2 separate regions of the Homo sapiens genome follow, and region 1 is linked to region 2. Evidence: read pairs that join two places in POLR2A ChIA-PET (ENCODE). Cell type or tissue: GM12878. All regions are shown on one strand.

Region 1 (5,000 bases), 890 kb after region 2:
ACATCCCTGCTACATGACCTGTGAGGTACACTTGTGAAAGAATCCTCCCTTGGTGGAATACACTAGGAAAAAAGCAAATAGAAGAAAAACAACTAAATCTGAGCTACTCTTGGTACACTGCCTGTGGGTTAGCCCTGCTCCACAAGGAACAGAAAAAAAAAAAAAAAGAGGGAGGGAAGGAAGGAAGGAAGGGAGGAAGGGAACAGAGAGAGGGGAAAGAAAGAAAAGAAAAGAGAGAGAGAAAGGGAAAAGAGAATAGGAAAAAAGAAAAGAAAAGAAAGACAACTAAATCTGGTGCAATAGTAATAGCAAACACTTATAGGCACTTCATGCTATGTATGTATTAACTCATTTTATCCTCACAACAACCCTGCAAAGTGGGTACGATTATATTTATTTTATAGATGAGGAAACTAAGGCAAAGAAATATCAAGGAACTTAACCCAGGACACCTGGTTGTGACAGATGTGGGATTTATACAGGCACTCTGGTTCAAGGATTGTCCTACTAACATGTTACACTCCTTTTAACAAGTATTATTGTCGTCTATGCACCAGGCATTGTATTAAGTTCTTTCTACACCTTACCTCATTTAATCCTGACAATACATTATCTCCAGTGTACAGATAAATAAACTGAGGCACAGAAAGTTTAAGTAACCTGCCCAAGTTCTCAGAGCTACTAAGTCACAGCCAGGACTCAGATCCAGGTGTTCTGGCACAGTCTGCATACTGAGCCACTGTCTGTATATACTATGCTATAGTTCCTTGACTAGTTTATATGCACTCTTGCATTTAATTAATCTTCCCAATAACCCCTGAGAAAGGTACTATTATTACCCCCATTTTCTCAACTGGGAAACTGAGAATTACAGAATCTAAACAAATTACAGTCAGTAATCAAGGACCCAGGATTCAAATGCAGGCATTATCTGGAACTCCCTATTTAAAATCCCTATGCTATAGCAACTTCCTATCCCAATCCAATGCCTGCTTATTCACAGAACACGTGAATTTGAATTTAATTGAACTGAAACATGAATGGTCTTCTCAGGACCTGGTTCACACACCACTTCCTCCCAGATGGCCTCTCTTAATCTGTTGACAGAAATCATCTCTTTTTCCTCTGTTTAATCTCTGAGCTGGCTTTGGTACCCAAAATGGCTCTTGATCACTTCCATAGACAGTCCCACTGCAATTGGGTAAAACTCCCTGTGCCAAGTTGTTGAAGGTGCTATGGCCTGCCCCAGACCTCACTGTGATGACACGAGAGAGCAGGCAGTGGTGGGAAGAGGGAAAGCAGTCACAGGAGAGCAAGAGCTAGCTACCCAGGGTCAGAAACCTCATAAGAAACAAGAACAACAAGGACAGGGAACATAGAGAAGAGACCACAACAACAAAATTTGGAGAAATGGTAAGCAATTGGTTAAATGGTCACTGACTTGGTAGAGCTGTAGACGGTCAATCTTAACCCGACAGTGGAGAAAGCTGAGAATTAACACAATATAATAGGCATGGAGATGAGCGGCACTGATGCCTCTGGATCCGAGGATGGAGAAGGTAAAACAAGTTAGATTGGTCAAGAATTATTTAAGAAGCAATTAGAGCTTCTTTCCGTGCCTCTATGCCCGCAGGTGACTACCCTGCCCCATTCTCAAGAATACAGGAGGTTTATTCTCTGTAGAGCACAAAATAAAGGGTGTCTGGACTGAAGAACAACAGAACCAGTTGAAGGCCAAGATACCACATTAAATTAAGTGAACATACACATATGAAGTGTTGAGACTCTCATCTTGCTACCTGCACCGGGCTCCTAGAACATCAGCAACCAGGCCTTTGCCTTCCAGGCAGCAGAGTGGTAGGGTCTATGAAAGGTATCTGGCTGGTTCAAGAGAAAAGATTTTTTGAAAATTGACATTGGGGTTTTCCCTAGCAAATGGCATAGCTGGATAACCCTACAGAAAAGTTTCCGGTGTATAAACATCCTCTACAGATTTTTAGTCCCCGGCTCCTAAGCATGAGTAGATATCTAAGAATTACCAAGCAGCTTAGGAAAGTCTCCAGCATGAAGGACAGAAACCAAAAGAAATGGGACAGGGGGCGGGAGTGGGGAGGAAACAGGCCATACAAGAAGGAAAACATTAAAAAATTACTTTAGCCGGGCGCGGTGGCTCACGGCCTGCAATCCCAGCACTTTGGGAGGCCAAGACGGGCGGATCACGAGGTCCGAGACCATCCTGGCTAACACAGTGAAACCCCGTCTCTACTAAAAATACAAAAAAAATAGCCGGGCGTGGTGGCGGGCGCCTGCAGTCCCAGCTACTCCGGGGGCAGAGGCAGGAGAATGGCGTGAACCCGGGAGGCGGAGCTTGCAGTGAGCCGAGATTGCGCCACTGCACTGCAGTCTGGGTGACAGAGCTAGACTCCGTCTAAAAAAAAATAAAATAAAATAACTTTAATATGCTCACAGAACTAAAAGAATACATTATATCTATGAAACAAGAATAGGATGCTATAAAAGGGGAGTGGGACCTTCAAAGAACAAGGAGAAGCTCTAGGAAATTAAAAATATAAGAGTGAAAATGAGAAACTCAACAGAAGGACTGAGGAGCTAAGGAAACTACCCAGACTGATGGAAAAGGAAGAATATAAGGTAAGATAATTAAAGAGCCAATTCAGTAGCTCCAATATCTCCACAATAGGAATTCCAGAAACAGAAGACCCTCTAATACCAATTAAAGTCTTCCCAGATGTATAGGCAATGAGTTTCCAGACTGAAAGGGAGTGCCCTGCAAAATAATTAAAAATACCCAAACCAAAGCACATCATTGTGAACTTTCAAAACACAAAGACCCTACACATTTCCAGAGGGAAAAAAAAATAGGTCGTATATAACAAATATGTAGTCTAAAAAATCTTAGCCAAACTATCAATCAAGAGTGAAAGTCCAAACATAAATTTTCAGATAGGCAAGGTCTCAAAAAATGTATCTCCCACTTCCCCTTTCTCAAGAAGCTACTGAGGATGTGCTCCACCCAAATTCGAGGTTAAACCAAAAAAGAGGAAGAATAGAATACAAGAAATAAGAGTACCACAGGGGAGAGAGGCAAAGGGAATCCCTAAATTGATGATGAAAGAATGTCTCAGGATAATAGCTTCGTACCAACTAGGGAAACCAACCAGCAGTTCAGAAAGCTATGGAAAAAACTACTTTAAGAAGATGAATTGAAAGGATATCTGATGTGAATGAAAGGAAATTTAGACAATCTTTGGAGAGTTTGGGGCCAAATTGATGATAAGTACATGAAATAGCCAACATACACATGAACAAAAGGCAATTAAGTCCAGAGAAACCAAAAAGTTATTTACTATAATGGCTCAGACCTGAACAGCATACATGGCCATAATATTTTAAACATTGAATATTGATCTAACCAAAACTACAATTATGTTATTGAGAGGATGGGAAAATGGGAAGGGTGCATGTGTTTGGTGGGACAAGAGGAAAAAAACAGAGCTAAATCCTCAATTTCCATAGTGAGAGGTCAATACATGATGCCTGAAACAAACGAAAAATCAGGAAGCATCAATACAGATATATTGTTGAAGGTAAGGTGGTAAGGATCAAAATATAACTAGAAAAGGTGAAAGTGGTTGCTTCCGTGGAAGGGGAAATAGGTGAGGTGGCTAGGGGCTGTTTTTGTATTAAGTAAACCTGGTAGGACTGATTTAGTCTTTAAACTATGTGCATGTATAATTCTGACAAAAAATTTAAACTTTTTTTTTTTACTTTTATTTTAGGTTCTGAGGTACATAAGCAGGTTTGTTATACAACTTCATGTCATGGTGGTTTGTTGCACACATTATTTCATCACCCAGTTACTAAGCCTAGTACCCAATAGATGCCTATTTTTCTGATCCTCTTCCTCCTCCCTGCCTCTACCCTCAAGTATACCCAGGTGTCTGTTGTTCCCTTCTGTGTGTCCATGAGTTCTCATCATTTAGCTCCCACTTGTAAGTGAGAACATGTGGTATTTGGTTTTCTGTGTTAGTTTGCTAAGGAAAATGGCCTCCAGTTCCATCCATGTTCTTGCAAAAGACGTGATCTTGTTCTTTCTTATGGCCACATAGTGTTCCATGGTGTATATGTACCACATTTTCTTTATCCAATCTGTCATTGATGGTCATTTAGATTGAGTCCATGTCTTTGCTATTGTGAACAGTGCTGCAGTGAACATATGAATGTATGTGTCTTTGTGGTAGAATGATTTATATTCCTTTGGGTATATACCCTATAATGCAATTGCTGGATCAAATGGTAGTTCTGTTTTTTAGCTCTTTGAGGAACTGAGATGCTGCTTTTTACAATAGTTGAACTAACTTATACACCCACAAGCAGTGTATAAATGTTCCCTTTTCTCCGCAACCTCATCAGCATCTGTTATTTTTTGACTTTTTAATAATAGCCATTCTAACTGGTGTGAGATGGTATTTCATTATAATTTTTATTTGCATTTATCTAATTATCAGTGATACTTAGCTTTTTTTTCATATGCTTGTTGGCCACATGTGTATCTTCTTTTGAAAAGTGTCTGTTCATGTCCTTTGCCTACATTTTAATGAGGTGGTTTGTTGTTTTCTCATAAATTTGTTTAAGTTCCTTATAGATGCTGGATATTAGGCCTTTGCCAGATGCATAGGTTGCAAATATTTTCTTCCATTTTGTAGGTTGTCTATTTACTCTTTTGATAGTTTATTTTGCCATGAAGAAGCTCTTAAGTTTACTTAGATCCCAGTTTTGAAGTTTTGCTTTTGTTGAGATTGCTTTTGGAGTCTTCGTCATGAAATCTTTGCCCATTCCTGGGTCCACAATGGTATTGCCTAGGTTGTCTTCCAGGATTTTTATAGTTTGGGGCTTTACATTTAAGTATTTAATCCATCTTGAGTCGATTTTTATATATAGTGTAAGAAAGGGGTCCAGTTTCAACCTTCTGCATATGG
Region 2 (5,000 bases):
TTTATTATTAAAATTGGGTAGAAATAAAATAGCCAAACAAGCATAAAACTTAAGACATGCCTTGATATTAAATAAAAATACTAACATGCTGTTACTTGCTCTGCTGATTATCACATTAAAGCAATTACATCAGCAGTCTACCTGTAAAAATTTCTTCTTCATTTCATCAAAGATATTTTGTCTGCATCTCCAAAACACATCCTATGGTATATAAGAACAAAATGAATTACAAATTATTTATATAAAATAAAGGGAAAAGACAGTGAAATGAGAACAATTAACCTAAAAACATTTTTGCAATAAAATATGTATTAATTAAAGTATTAGTACATCATCTAGAATTTTATTCATGAATGTGCAAAGTTACTAAAAATCTATGATAAAGAGGTGATAAAGAATAAGATAAATATGGAAATAGCCATTTTAATAAAGAATGATAGCTTAAGAATTGTGTGTAAATCAAATGTTGTAAGTCACATAATATTTTGTGTCCAGTAAAGAAATTCTGCAGTTCTCTGCACTAAAGGAAACCAAGAGATCTCTTGATTTTGCTAGTCTCTAAAAATTTGAATTTTTCACGACAGCTACTCTTAAAACAAGGCTGCTTAACAATATCCCTCACAACTATTTTAATATATATCTCCTTCTTATGAGTTTAACAATTAAATTACAATTAATACAAAAACATATAAAAGGAAATAAAAGTAACCTATAATCAAGAGATAATCTCTTGAAAAATCTTGATTTTACATCACTCTACACTTTTTCTGTACATATTTTGTCTTATTCTCCCTTCTTCAGTTAATAAAAAGAAATCAACATATTCTCTTGAAAGGCGCTTTTACTTTTACAATAGAAATATATTTCTGTTATAATAGCAACATACAGTTTTCTGAAAAGCAACTCTAAAATAGCCACCATTGCTCTCATCTCATCTTCTCCAGTCTATGCACATATAATATTTATTATACAGAGAGAGTACTTTTAACCAAATAGGACAATTTCATATACCAGTATTTGAAATCTACTTCTTGTCCCTCAATACTCATTGTTTTTGTATGCCAAAACATTCAGTTTAAAAACTGCAGTGTTCCATTATATAGACAAACCATAATTTAACTAATCTGCTATTAATGGGCATTTAAGCCCCTCCAAACATTCACTACAGCATTGCTTGTTTGTATAATTTTTCCTTAAGATAATTTCTCAAAGAAAGAATTACTAGATCAAAGTATATGTACGCATTTTTAGAATTTTTAATACATGGTGCCTTTCACAAAAAAATTGTTGAACTGCAACTATCTTTCAACACTGTTCTCCCAACACTGTTCACCCTGCTCTCAAGGAGGTGATGCTGTGCAGTGGTAACTAATCTATAAGCAAATCTAAACTATCAGGCATCCATCATCCTTCAGGGTCTTTATGTATCTGTACCATGTACCTGGAATATTTTTCCCTGGATGTCCTCACCTCCTTTGCTCAAGTATCACTGCTGTGGGGCTTTAAAACATATCCACAAATTCTTTGACTTGCTTCCCTACGTAAAGTAGGAGTCTAACTTGCCTCCAGCAAAAGTAGGAGGCTAATTCCAGTCCCCTTTAATATAGACCAGACTTAGTGACTCCCTGTAATACACAGCATGATTTTCAAGGCTGGGTTAGAAAAGGTGTAATAACTTCCTCCTGGCCCTCAGCTCCTTACTGTTAGAACCCAGCCTCCATGCTGTGAGGAAGGAAGCCAAGCAGCCACTGGAAAAACTATGTGTAGATGTTCCAGCCACATCCCAAATGAGATCTCAGCAGACAACCAGCATCAACCACCTACATGTTGAGTGAGGAAGCTTTCAGACGATTCCAGCCCCTAGCCTTTCTGCTGCCCCCAGCTGATGCCTAGCAGAGCAGAAACAAGCTGTTTCAGCCTAACCTTACCCAAACTGCACATCTACGAGAAAAGTCACTAGATCTGGGGGCAGATTGTTATATAGCAAAAGATAATCAGAATAGTTCATTTCTCAATCAAGTCCTTCTCTCATCTTATCTAACATTCCAATCCTGTTGGTGCTCCTTATCTCCCAATGTATGAAACAATGATTTTCAAACACTGAACAAGAGGCAACACAGGTAATGATCCCTGTGAAAGCAGAAACAAAAAAGGTAAGCCACCTTCTAGGCTGCAGTGCAGGGAGGGAGAGTGCAGGTGGAGTCCAGCAATCTCCCTGAGTTAAAGGAGTTGGGAGTTCAAGGGGTGGAAAGAGCTACAACTCGCAGGGCAGGATACAGGGCAGAAGAAAGCTGGACACTCTGTGCAAACAGCAAGCTCCAAGGGACCTACAGTGCATCCCCCTAGAGTGTTTGGCTGATTTCTCATCAGCATATGTGTGTAAAGAGAGTGCCTGAGGCAAGGGAAAGAACCACAGGAAAAGAATCCCTGGAGCTCACTTAGGTTCCCACCAACCAGAATTCTTTTTTTTTTTTTTTTTTTTTTTTTTTTTTTTTTTTTGAGAGGGAGTTTCGCTCTGTTGCCAGGCTGGAGTGCAGTGGCACGATCTCAGCTCACTGCAAGCTCTGCCTCCTGGGTTCAAGCAATTCTCCTGCCTCAGCCTCCCGAGTAGCTGGGACTACAGGCATGCACCACCATGCCCAGCTAATTTTTGCATTTTTTAGTAGAGACGGGGTTTCACCATGTTGGCCAGGATGGTCTCCATCTCTTGACCTCATGACCTATCCGCCTCGGCCTCCCAAAGCGCTGAGATTACATGCGTGCGCCACTGCACCCAGCTGCCCACCAACCAGAATTTTTAAAATCTCATAATGCACAGGGCATCAGATAAGGGTACTCAAAAGGGTACTGTCTTAGTACTGGGACCAAATTAGACCTAATCTAAAGACTACTCTGGTCCAACCTTAGGAAGCTTAAAAGCAAAACTCAAAAGGATCAAACTGTTTACAAATAAACCATCTGCATCTAAGAACAAAACTCAAGAATATCTACAGGAATAAAAAACATCCAGGACCCACCAAGGTAAAATTCTCAATGTTTGGCATCCCACTGGAAATAAACAAACATGCAAAGAAGCAGGAAACTATGACCCATATGAAGAGAAAAAAAATAAGTATCTAAGATAATAAATAACATGGATGGGATTAACAAATGTAAGCACTGATGTAGATGAATGAATGAATGCTTAAGACACAGCACAAGAAACTATTAAAATTAAAACAAAGAGAGGAAAAAGAATCAAAAGAGAAAGAACAGAAAAGCGGGATAATTTTCTTACCAGAAACCACGGAGGCCAGAAGGAAGTGGCACAGTATTTTTCAGGTGCTTACAAAAAATAACCGTCAAACCAGAATCCAATAACCAGCAGAAATGCCCTTCAAGAACGACCCAGGAATTGCTTTAATAATCAAGTGGAATTCAAGACATTCTCAGATGAAGGAAAACTCAAAGAATTTGCATCCAGTGGAACTACCCTACAGGAAGGAATAGCTAAAGACAGTTCTTTAAACAAAAGAGAAATCATCAAAGAAACCTTAGAACATCAGGAAAAAAGAATACAGACAGCAAAAATATAGCTAAATATAATACATTTTCCTTCTCTTGAGTTTTTATTAAAGACTTGACAGTTGAGGTAAAAACTAAAATATTGTCTGATGTGGTTACAAGTCAAGAAAATATTTAACACAATTATAAACAGGGTAGGGTAAAAATACATGAAGGGAAATAAGGTTTCTACATTTCACTTGAACTAGTAAAATAACACCTGTAGACTGTGATAAGTTGGTTTACATTATGTCACACCTAGAGAAGCCACCAAGAAAGCTATATAAAAGGAAACAATAAAAATACTATAAATTAATCAAAATAGACAAATGTTCAAATAACCCACAGGAAAACAAGTAAAAGATAACAGAGGGGAAAAAAAAAAGAAACAGAAAACAAAAAAACAAAATGTCACACTTAAGCTCTAATATATTAATTATTACATCAAATATAAATGATCTAAATACCCCAATTACCAGCACAGAAATTGTTTTGGCTCAAGGTTCTGGAGACTAGGAAATCCAATATCAAGATGCCAGCATCTGGCAAGGGCTTTCCTGCTACATCATAACATGACAGAAGGCATCACATGGTGCAAGAGCAAAAAGAGGGTGAAAGAGAGGGTGAACCCACTCCCACGATAATGAACCCACTCCTGTCCATTCATGAGGGCAGAGCGCTCATGATCTAAATACCTCTTAAAGGTATTTGACATCTCTTAATACTATCATAATAGAAACTAAATTTCCACATGAATTTTGAAGACGGCAAGCATTCAAACCATAGCAAAGTTTGATGCAAATCCTATCAAAATCCCAGCAAGACTTTTTGAAAATTTTGATGATTATCCTGAAATTTATAGGGAAAGGCAAAGGAATCAGAATAACTAAAAGGATATTGAAAAGGAATAAAGTGAAAGGTCTCAGTTTACCTGATTTTAAGATTTAACATACAGCAACAGTAATCAAGACTGTGTGGTATTTGTAGAGAGATAAATAGATCAATGTCACAATAGAGACCTACACAAATATGCACAACTGATTTTTGACTAGGTACAAAAGCAACTCAATGGAAGAAAAATAGTCTTTCCAAAAATGATGCTGTAATATTTCATTTAGACATCCAGAAGCAAAAAAAAAAAATTCTCAACCTAACTCTCCATCTTATATTAAAATTAACATAAATGTGGATCATAAACATAAATGGAAAACATAAAACTATAAAACCTTTAGGAAAACACATAGGAGAAAATGTTCTCAGTACTCAGGCTAGGCAGAGTCCTTAGCCTTGACACCAAAATCATAATCCATAAAAGGAAAAATTGATAAACTGGACTTCATCAAAATTTAAAATGCCTACTCTGCAAAGATTCCGTTAAGGACTAAAAGTTACAGACTGGGAGAAAATATTTCAAACCACATAATCAACAAAGGATTAGTATCTAGAATATATAAAGA

The links. ChIA-PET counts read pairs that join two places held together with the same protein. Peaks named below come from ENCODE experiments on the same cell type or tissue, not always from the same donor. Only the 100,000 strongest peaks of a DNase experiment are listed, where the experiment ranks them.
Region 1: POLR2A ChIA-PET joins it to region 2 with 8 read pairs; 2 of 35 experiments call an interaction of 5 or more read pairs at or near these places.

Annotation. Positions count from the first base shown.
Region 1 is chr11:10,977,744-10,982,743 of GRCh38, reverse strand. No RefSeq gene overlaps it. Among named protein-coding and RNA genes, the nearest start is that of ZBED5-AS1, 120 kb to the right of the region's middle. In GM12878, no CTCF peak of the experiment used is centred here; a DNase peak (open chromatin) is centred at 3,123.
Region 2 is chr11:11,869,001-11,874,000 of GRCh38, reverse strand. The region is part of intron 1 of USP47 (ubiquitin specific peptidase 47); the gene reads right to left. Among named protein-coding and RNA genes, the nearest start is that of USP47, 30 kb to the right of the region's middle. RefSeq lists enhancers at 1,501-2,305, 2,306-3,112. In GM12878, no CTCF peak of the experiment used is centred here; no DNase peak of the experiment used is centred here.